Regions from separate parts of the Homo sapiens genome. Here region 2 is linked to region 1. A link is an interaction called in ENCODE POLR2A ChIA-PET data of the cell type or tissue named here. Cell type or tissue: B cell. All regions are shown on one strand. Links, peaks and the distances in the headings refer to the core of each region. The heading gives the core; the rest is flanking DNA.

Region 1 (4,389 bases), core at 247-4,246:
TTGAATTACAGAAACACAAAGTCCTTAGGCTGTGCTACAGGATCTACAGCCTTCTGCTTTCCAAACCGAAGGTTGGTCAGCTTTATCTGTGAAGGCCCAGACAGTAAACCTTGTGGGCTTTGGGGCCCTATGGTCTCTCATGCAGCCACCCCCCTGTACTGTTATGGGAGCGGCAGCCATAGATAATGTGCAAAGTGGGCCTGCCTGGTTTCAGATAAACTTTATTTACAAAAACAGGCAGTGGGCCTGACAGATTCCAGACCCCGGCTCTAAACCAATAGGATATTTCATCAGTGGGAGCCACAGCCTGAGTAGAGAGCTACAGTTATCTGCAAAACACTTTTCAGTAGGTACAAAGAACCTCTTTACCCACATATTCGGATGGAGTTTCAGTCTCAGGGATGAGCCCCTATTCAAGCTATCAGGGATCAAATTTTAAGAAAATATCAAAAGAGCGCAGTGGAGGGAAAGCGCCGCACAAACAACGGTGTCAACATCCTGCTGACCTTGGATTAGAGAAGAGCTCATGCGGAGGCTGCTGCTAACCTCCTGAAGGGGCAATTGATAAAGAGATGAAGATGTGGACACCAGCCCTCAACAGATAAAGATCCAAATAACTGAGGAACAAGGAAGAGGTAGCTAGAGGCCTGGGAACATTTACCTTACCTCTGTGGGGCTGCGTCTCCAGGTCACAGGACTTGGGAGAACTCTCCTCCCTCCTCCTCCTCCTCATCCTCATCATCAATATTCTTTAAAGTTACTCTTTGTTAAAACATTATGCTGTACACCTTACCAGCAGTACTTAATGAATCTTGACAACACCCGTGGGAGCTGGGGATGTCTAATGCTATTCTCGTCCTGCAGATGAGAAAGCTGAGACTCAGCCAGCTCAAAAACCTGACAGCAGTCACTTAATTAGAAAGTGGCAAAGCCCAGATTCAAATCCAGACCTCCACCAAAGTCCATTCTTCTCATTTAAAAAACTAAAACGTTGCTCCTTTACTTTGCAATTAGGCATATGAATGCTGTTCAAGGATGCTCATGAGCAAACCCTATCACCATCTGGGCCCATTATGAGCATTTTATTGGTACTACAAATAGCTGTAGATGCAAAAGGACACCAGCAACTTCACCCTTGCCAATTCCCTCAGCAGAGGTGGAAGGTTAACAAGCTCACCCATTGTGCCCGGAGCTGATGCATTTAGTTAACAGCTGGGAGGACCTGCTGGCCTTACACTTTAATGCATATGTATAGCATCACCCTCACTAGCCTTGTACATTTTTTGTGTGTGGGATTTTTTTTCTCTCCACAAGGAGACTCTGGAAGAAACCAGCGGGAAGGCACACAGGCTCCAGCCTGGAACTGTCTTCTTGGAAATAGCCCTGGTACAAACCAGAATCTGTTCCTAAGGAGATCACAAAGGCTGCATTCTTCATAGACACCCAGAAATAAAATTCAATTTAAACAAAAAATGCAGAGAAGACTATCCCATCCATTACCTGGAGTTTACAATGAGCTAGGTTTCCTCAATCAAGCAAAATCAACTTAGGTGCCACTGATCTTCCTAGCAGCCATCAGCAGTTACAAATAGATAATGGTGGGAAGCAAACAAAAACACACCTTTGTTTGTCAGAAGACGCTTTTAGGCTGGGCGCGGTGGCTCAAGCCTGTAATCCCAGCACTTTGGGAGGCCAAAGCAGGCAGATTTCTTGAGGCCAGGAGTTCGAGACCAGCCTGGCCAACACGGCGAAACCCTATCTCTACAAAACAAAAAAAAATACAAAAATTAGCCGGGCGTGGTGGCATGCACCTGTAGTCCCAGCTACTTGGGAGGCTGAGGCACGAGAATCACTTGAGCCTGGGAGGCAGAGGTTGCAGTGAGCTGGGATAACGCCACTGCACTTCAGCCTGGGTGACAGAGGGAAACTCTGTCTCAAAAAAAAAAAAAAAAAAAAAAAGGAAGAAGGGGCTTTTATTCCAATGTGATGCCTCTTGGAGTTAGCAGGAGCCTGGCTACATTTCCCAGACAAATGAAGTCTCCTCCCACTTACCTGAGCACACTGGGTGTGGCTGTTTCAAACCTTGTTCTCTCAGTTTTCTCAGAGTCCAGAGTGACCCCTTCAGGACACGAGTAAGTCTGGCAGTGAGTTAAGAGAGTAAAGCTAACTAGAGATGGGAGTGTTACTTCTGGCATAAACCGTCTCTTCTCTACCTGACAGCTCAACATGCCCAAGGCACCACACCAAAAAGAGAGAAGTGCCACAAATAAGATGCTGTGGACGAGACAAGTAGAATATGTAAAACCAATTCAGTGAAACTGCAATAATGAAGCAATACAGTTGATCATTTTCATGTTCTCTCAGAAAAATGAACAGAACACACCTCACCTGTGTTGGTTATTGAGTGTAACCAACCTCACTGTATGCAAATTGGTCAACATGACCCAAATATACAATTTGCAGAGATTTGGCTATAAAAATTATTTTCAGAAAAAATTTAGATTTATAACTTGGAATATAAAGATCTGAAGGTAAAGAATTATTGAAGGTTTGGATTTACAGGCGGTAGTTTTGTAGTTTCTTAGTTTTAGAAGACTTTGCACTGAATTTCTGTTGTTAAATATCATAAAAAGAGTGTCCTGGTGGACCTAAGCTGTCATAGAGTTTTTGCATGCATTATGAATTTCAGCTTGAAATAACAAGTTCTAGACTCAATTAGATCTGTTTTTCAGTTTACCCTTTTATCGCGAGTACCTAGCACAGAGCCTGCCTCTAAGAGAAGTTTCATACATATTTCTAAAATAAGTGCATGAAAGGAAGGAAGGAAAGAAAGAGAGAGAGGAGAAGGAAAGCCTCAAGCTTGTCAGGTTGAAATTGTCATATGCTCAAACAAACATGTGTTAGTGTCTAACCGTATAGTATGTGACACATAAGGAAAACAATTCTTCTGTCAAAGCGTCACAAGAAAAGACAGGCAGGCATGTGTAGAAAGAATTCTTATATTGAAACTTCGTAACTGACGGCAGAAGTGCTCTGAGATGTCTTTCTCAGAGTATGCACCAATACCAGTACGTTTGGGAATCTGCTGCTCTTCTCCCAGGCCCAGCCTCCACCCGGCCTTCTCCACCCAATCCTCACCAACGTCCAGCTCTCCATGTAGAAGCCTCATGGCATTACAATCTGGTTCAGCCTCATTAGAAAAAGAAAAGAACATTGCAAAACAGGGTATCCACTAAAAATTCTCAAGAAAACCTACTTGAGCTTTCCTGAGTGGAGGCACTGGAGCCTTATTTTTGATCTGCCTTTCTATTATAGAAAATGTCAAACACATAAATCCCAACATACTGTGGTCAGGTTTCCGCCATGATCCATTCACAGATGAGCTTGCTTTGTCTAGAACGCCGCTCACTTTCTGTAACTTAGCATGCTGCTGTCATGAAGATGGCGCCCATTCTTCCAGTACCCACAGCGCTGCAGGGAACTTCCTGGTGCCCTTTCACTTGGACACTGGGCTCAGCCATGGGATGCACCTTGGCCAACAGGATGTTAGTAAATGTGACATTCAAGCAGAGACTTGCTTGAAAATTGCTCCCATGACCAGGCTGGCTCCTATTCAGCCATGAAAGCATGTCTGGGCTGGCCTGCTAAAGAAGAGACATGGGGTTGCCCTCGTTGTCCCTCCAAGACCATCCTAGATCAGTTGACAGCCAGCTGACACCTGTGTAAGCAATTCAGGCAGAAAGGAGAATTGCTCAGCCACATATAGCCAAGATCAATAGAGCCACCTAGCCAGACGGCCCAGAGTTGTGAACAATCAAGTCTTCCTGTCGTATGCCACTGACGTTTTATGGTTTTTATTATAGACAACCAGTGCAAGTCTGAATTTCAAAGACACTTTATCTTTTCTGATATAGCTGCAATGCCATTATCACATACTTAATAATTCCTTATTAGTGTTATATTGAAATTTGTCTTACTCATTATTTATCAAATAGTAATACATACTCAGTGTTCAAATTTCTAATTGCCTCCCAGGTGCTACAGAGTTTTTAGTAGTTCATTTGAATCAGGATGCAATGTGACCCACACATTGTGTTTGGTCAATATGTCTGTCTCCTGAGTGTCTGTGATGATAGACTCCCCTTCATGCACACACTCTTGCCCTCTATTCAACGCCTTTCTTCTGGAGACCTTTCACATGCTGGATTTTGTCTTTTGTGCTCTAATGGTAACTGCGACTTAGATAATTCTGCCCTCAGATTTTCCTATGCATGGAAGTTGGATCTAGAGGCTTAATCAAATTCCGGTTTGATTTTCTCAGGGGATGAGGGGGAAAGACTACTTCATGACTGGTGGCATTTTTCCCATCAGGAGGCATACCGTACCTGG
Region 2 (4,389 bases), core at 310-4,309, 110 kb after region 1:
GGGCACATAGGAGGGCTCAGCAAAGGGCATGACCTGAAAGCCTTCAGGCAGGATGCAAGGACTGTGTCCTGGCGAGAAAAACCATTGAGCCTTCAGAGTCTTTATAATGACCCCAAAATATCCCAATGTTGACTCAGATCTGACTGGCATTTGGCAGTCACGGTGTCCCCATGATGACATTTGATAATACCTTCCTTCCCTGCCTTCAGCCATTGCTTGCTTCGAGCTTGCTTTTGATGTCCCTCACTTTTGTCCAAAATAAACTCTCTGCCGCAGCCAGCCCTGGCGGCTTCTCTCCGGCACATGAACTTGGCTCCCATGCCCACATGCCAGTGGAGTTTCCATAAGAAGCTATGGCATCCTTTCGTGATTCATTCTCAGGATTCATCCAGACCAGCTCCTCACCCAGAAAGGTGACCATCAGGAGTGGGCGACCCAACAGCACTGAGTCCCCAACTCCAAGCAAGCGGCCCCTCCACCTCCCCTGCCTCCAGGCCTTGTTCTCGCAGTTCTCCCTCCCAGAGCCCCCTCCCTTGTCTTCCTCACCTAACAAAACCCTAACCATCTCCCAAGGCCCAGTTTAGATCCTTCTTCCTCCATGGAGCCTCCTCTGCTCGGCCCAACCAGAGGAGAGGGCTCATTCCCATGAACTTATAGAAGCCATATAGGTCAAGGAAGGAGGCTCTTCAGTTTAGCCTTTATCGGAACAGCTTCTGTGAGCTAGGCACTCTGCTTAGGGCTTTCTGGGAAGGACTAATCGAATCCTCGTTGTAGGTACTATTATTAGCTACCATTCTCAGTTGGGGAAACTGAGGCACTAAGACGACAATGGACATACCCAAGGTCACCACTGATAAGCAGCCATTCGGGTGCTGAAACCCCAGTGCACTGGCCCTAGCGCTGGGCTCTGCACCACCTCCCGGGCCACCCTCCTGTTCCTTTTCCATTGGACACTCAGCCCCACGTGGCCTTGAGTCAGCTTTGGAGTTTGTCATTCTATATGCCCATGTCACCCCTGCAACCAGAGGGCAGGGACCATGGCTCAGTGTCTAGGAATGAAGCCGGCGGGGGTCCAGAAGGGCCTGAGGACTCTGGGTCCTGCCGTGAAGCACGGGGAGGAATCTGGGCAAGCCCTTTCTCTGTTTTGCTTCAAATCCACAGACTAACCAATATTTCTGTTTAGAGGTCCCTTGAATATGTTACTCCCGAGCCCAGGAGTAAAGAGGGAAATGGCTCAGTGGCCTGGGCTCTGTCACTGAATCTACATCTCTGTGTCAGGGGACCGCACACACTGCGGCTGGACGCTGGGTTTCTGTCCTTGTCACACGCGTTCCCTCCCAGGGCCATAGGCTTTCCACGGGAGCAGAGGAGGGAGTTGCTAGGGCTGGGAGACACTGGTCTTAGAGGAAAACCAGTCTACACAAGAATAAAAGACAGCCAGGCTCGTTCTAAAGCCCACCGCTCAGGACTGAAGTTGGAAGTCAACAAATAAAACTGCCGTGTCCCCGGTCCCCAGAGGCTGCAGTGGAGGACGGCTGGGTTATTTTGTGCTAAGAACTGATCCCCTAGCAGAACTGAACAAGGCTGCACGGTGATGGAAGGGAATCCCAGTTAATGCTGGGGATTTCAAACACATCAGGAACAGGAGGCGGAAGGACAGCCGGGAAGTCCACAAAGACCAGATGCGCGTCCTTCCTCAGCGGGAGAGGTTACAGGAGTTTCCTTCTCCAACTGATTCTACAAATTCCATCAGGCAGCAGCCTCCACTTACCAAATTGATCCCATCAGAAATGTAGGAGGAAATACTGATTGTGAATCAAAAATCATCCCCCTGTCAGGCCTAACTTCTACTTTTACCTCTACTTGACATTTGCTTCATGATTTAATTTACCTTTTCCTATTCACCCTTCCTTCTCTTGTTTACCTGGCTCCCAATTGAATTGAGCAGCTGAATTTTCATTATGCAAGTCAGAGGTCTGAGGAAAGTGTCTGAGCTTTGAATTCCTGCCAGTAATCCCATATCTGTTCTAGTTCATTCACCATAAAATCATGAATCCTCCTGACCCGCACTGACCTGCTCCAGTTAAAACAGGCATTAACAATGGGGGAGCAATTCATAGATAGGGAAGGGGACTAATTTTTCTGCTAAGCTTCACTCACCCTCAAGGACAAAAACAGTTCTGCAACAGCTTCTCTCTGCCTGTGTCCATTTGGAAACAAAGCAGATCCCAGGCAAAACCATGAGGTTGGCCCTAATCACCTGCCTAAGATCCAGCTTCCTCTTAATCATCTTAGGTGCCCCCCTTGCTCTAGCCCAGAGAGAAAGCACAGGCTGGCCCAGGGGGAGCTGAACCCCCATAATCCACAGCAACTCCTCCAGAACTCCCTGCAGTGACTACTGCACACCATGCCACTCTGAGACACAGTCACAAGACAAGTGCCCTAGTGTCTTCCTACCCATAACCCCTCCTACACAGAAGTTCAGGAGCTGCCAGTGGGATGATGCAGCCTCCCCTTCAGGGGCCCACTGCCCTGCCTTCCAAGCCCTTCCCATCACTGGGGCAATGAACCTGGCCTCACCACACTGTGTCCTGCTGAGATGTGTTGTCTGCTCATTGCTCCTTTCAGAAAAGCCTGCGAGAGAGAGGAAATGAAACAGAGATGGAAGGAAATGCAACCCTGGTAAGTGAGCTTTCTCCTCTGCAGCCTGCAGTCTCTGCTGGCTAAGAGTCTGGGCATTGGCAGCTTTGCAGGGTTGAAAAATGCCAAATGGTTCTGTGACCCAAGATGAAGCAGTGATAGCAGGGTGGCTCTAAAGAGGGAGAGCCTCAGCAAAGAAAAGCCTGACCCCAATCCTGTCTCAGTTACCTCTCCTGAAGAGTTCTTGGGTAGATCAGGGAAGCCAGCCCAGCAGGCAAAAATCAGAATACAAGTGTTGCCTTCCACCCAAGCCCATTTTTTCAGACACCCTCAAGGGGCCACTATTATATTGAGAGAAAGAGAAGATGGGAAGAACACAGAAGCCTGGGGCAAAAAATACACGAGAGATCAAGCTCAAAAACTGTCCAGATAAGACTCCTGGCTGTTTCCTACACATGGAACTGGCTAGAGAAAATAGACTGAAAGATGTGTATGTTTTGGAGTAGATTGCATTGCCAAAGAAATACAAATTGATCTGTAAAAGCCTGTGACTCTCTAACCAGTTAGAAACTCTTGATTCTCCAAACCTGCAGGAAATGGACTACAAAAGCCATTAGTCCCAAAGAAGGGCATGGTCTCCAGGGCACATGCTCCATATGGCCATAGAGGATCATGGGCAAGGAAGCATCTCTTAGAGTGCAGAGTCTCATTGCAAAGAGCCCAGCCCACTGCACCTCCATAGAGCAGGTGTAGCCAGGAGGGCTCACCAACACGTATTCTCCAGTAGGATTTGAGCATCACAATGGACAGTAATTCCTGTGGGTTTCTCCATTCTCCTTTTCAGTGGGAGTTTTGCTGAGGTTATCTGCTCATGTATCCTGGTTCCACAGGGCATTGAGTGAAGGTGGGCCGGCAGGCAGGAACCTTATTAAGTGGGATGCAGTCCGTGAATTTGATTTTCAAGTTCTCTTTCTTAGGAAGGTGTGAATGTGTTTGAGAGTGGGGGAAGAAAGTACATGGATATTTGGGTTACCAAAAGTGAGAATTGTGACAGAGACACTCAGTGATCACTTGATATCTATTCTCCCCCTTCTTCTACAGTAATAGAACCCACGATTTTTAGATGGGAACATGAGATTCAAGAATAAAGACCACACATCCCAGCTCCCCCGTAGTTAGAAGCGGTGAGGTGACTAAGCTCTGACCAAGAGCATGTAAACAAAAATAATGTGTGCAGCATCTAAGTTGTGTCCTCCCATTAACCAAGAGCAAGAATATGGACATGGTAGTGGAACACCCTGAACTTCACCAAAGAGACCAGCACCTTAGGGACGGGAGAGCTACAGGGTAGAGGCACTTGGGTCCCTGATACCTCAAAGCCATGACATCAGCCCTGACCACTCATGCCTGGCCTGTTATGTAGAGAGAAGGAACTTGTGCGTGCCACTATGTCTCAACTTTAGCAGCCAAACCTATCCTATCTAATAGAACATTGAAATCTAAACACTGAGTAAATCTCCTAAAAGGTAGAGGAGGGAAGGAAGGAAGGAAGAGAGAAAGAGATAGGAAGATTAAAATAAATAAAGTAGAGGACAGGTTACAAGATCCAATGTCCAAATAATAATAGTTCCAGAAGACAGAGCAGAGAAAATGGAGAAGAAATCATCCAAAAAAAATTCAATAGAGGTTTTTCAAAAAATGAAGAACACATGTTTACAAATTGGAAAGAACCATTGAATGTCCAGCACT

What was found. ChIA-PET counts read pairs that join two places held together with the same protein. Peaks named below come from ENCODE experiments on the same cell type or tissue, not always from the same donor. Only the 100,000 strongest peaks of a DNase experiment are listed, where the experiment ranks them.
Region 2: POLR2A ChIA-PET joins it to region 1 with 5 read pairs; 3 of 35 experiments call an interaction of 5 or more read pairs at or near these places.

The regions. Positions count from the first base shown.
Region 1 is chr6:163,773,223-163,777,611 of GRCh38, reverse strand. No RefSeq gene overlaps it. Among named protein-coding and RNA genes, the nearest start is that of QKI, 360 kb to the right of the region's middle. In B cell, for the core only: no CTCF peak of the experiment used is centred there; no DNase peak of the experiment used is centred there.
Region 2 is chr6:163,659,617-163,664,005 of GRCh38, reverse strand. No RefSeq gene overlaps it. Among named protein-coding and RNA genes, the nearest start is that of QKI, 250 kb to the right of the region's middle. RefSeq lists an enhancer at 2,422-2,561. In B cell, for the core only: no CTCF peak of the experiment used is centred there; a DNase peak (open chromatin) is centred at 2,645.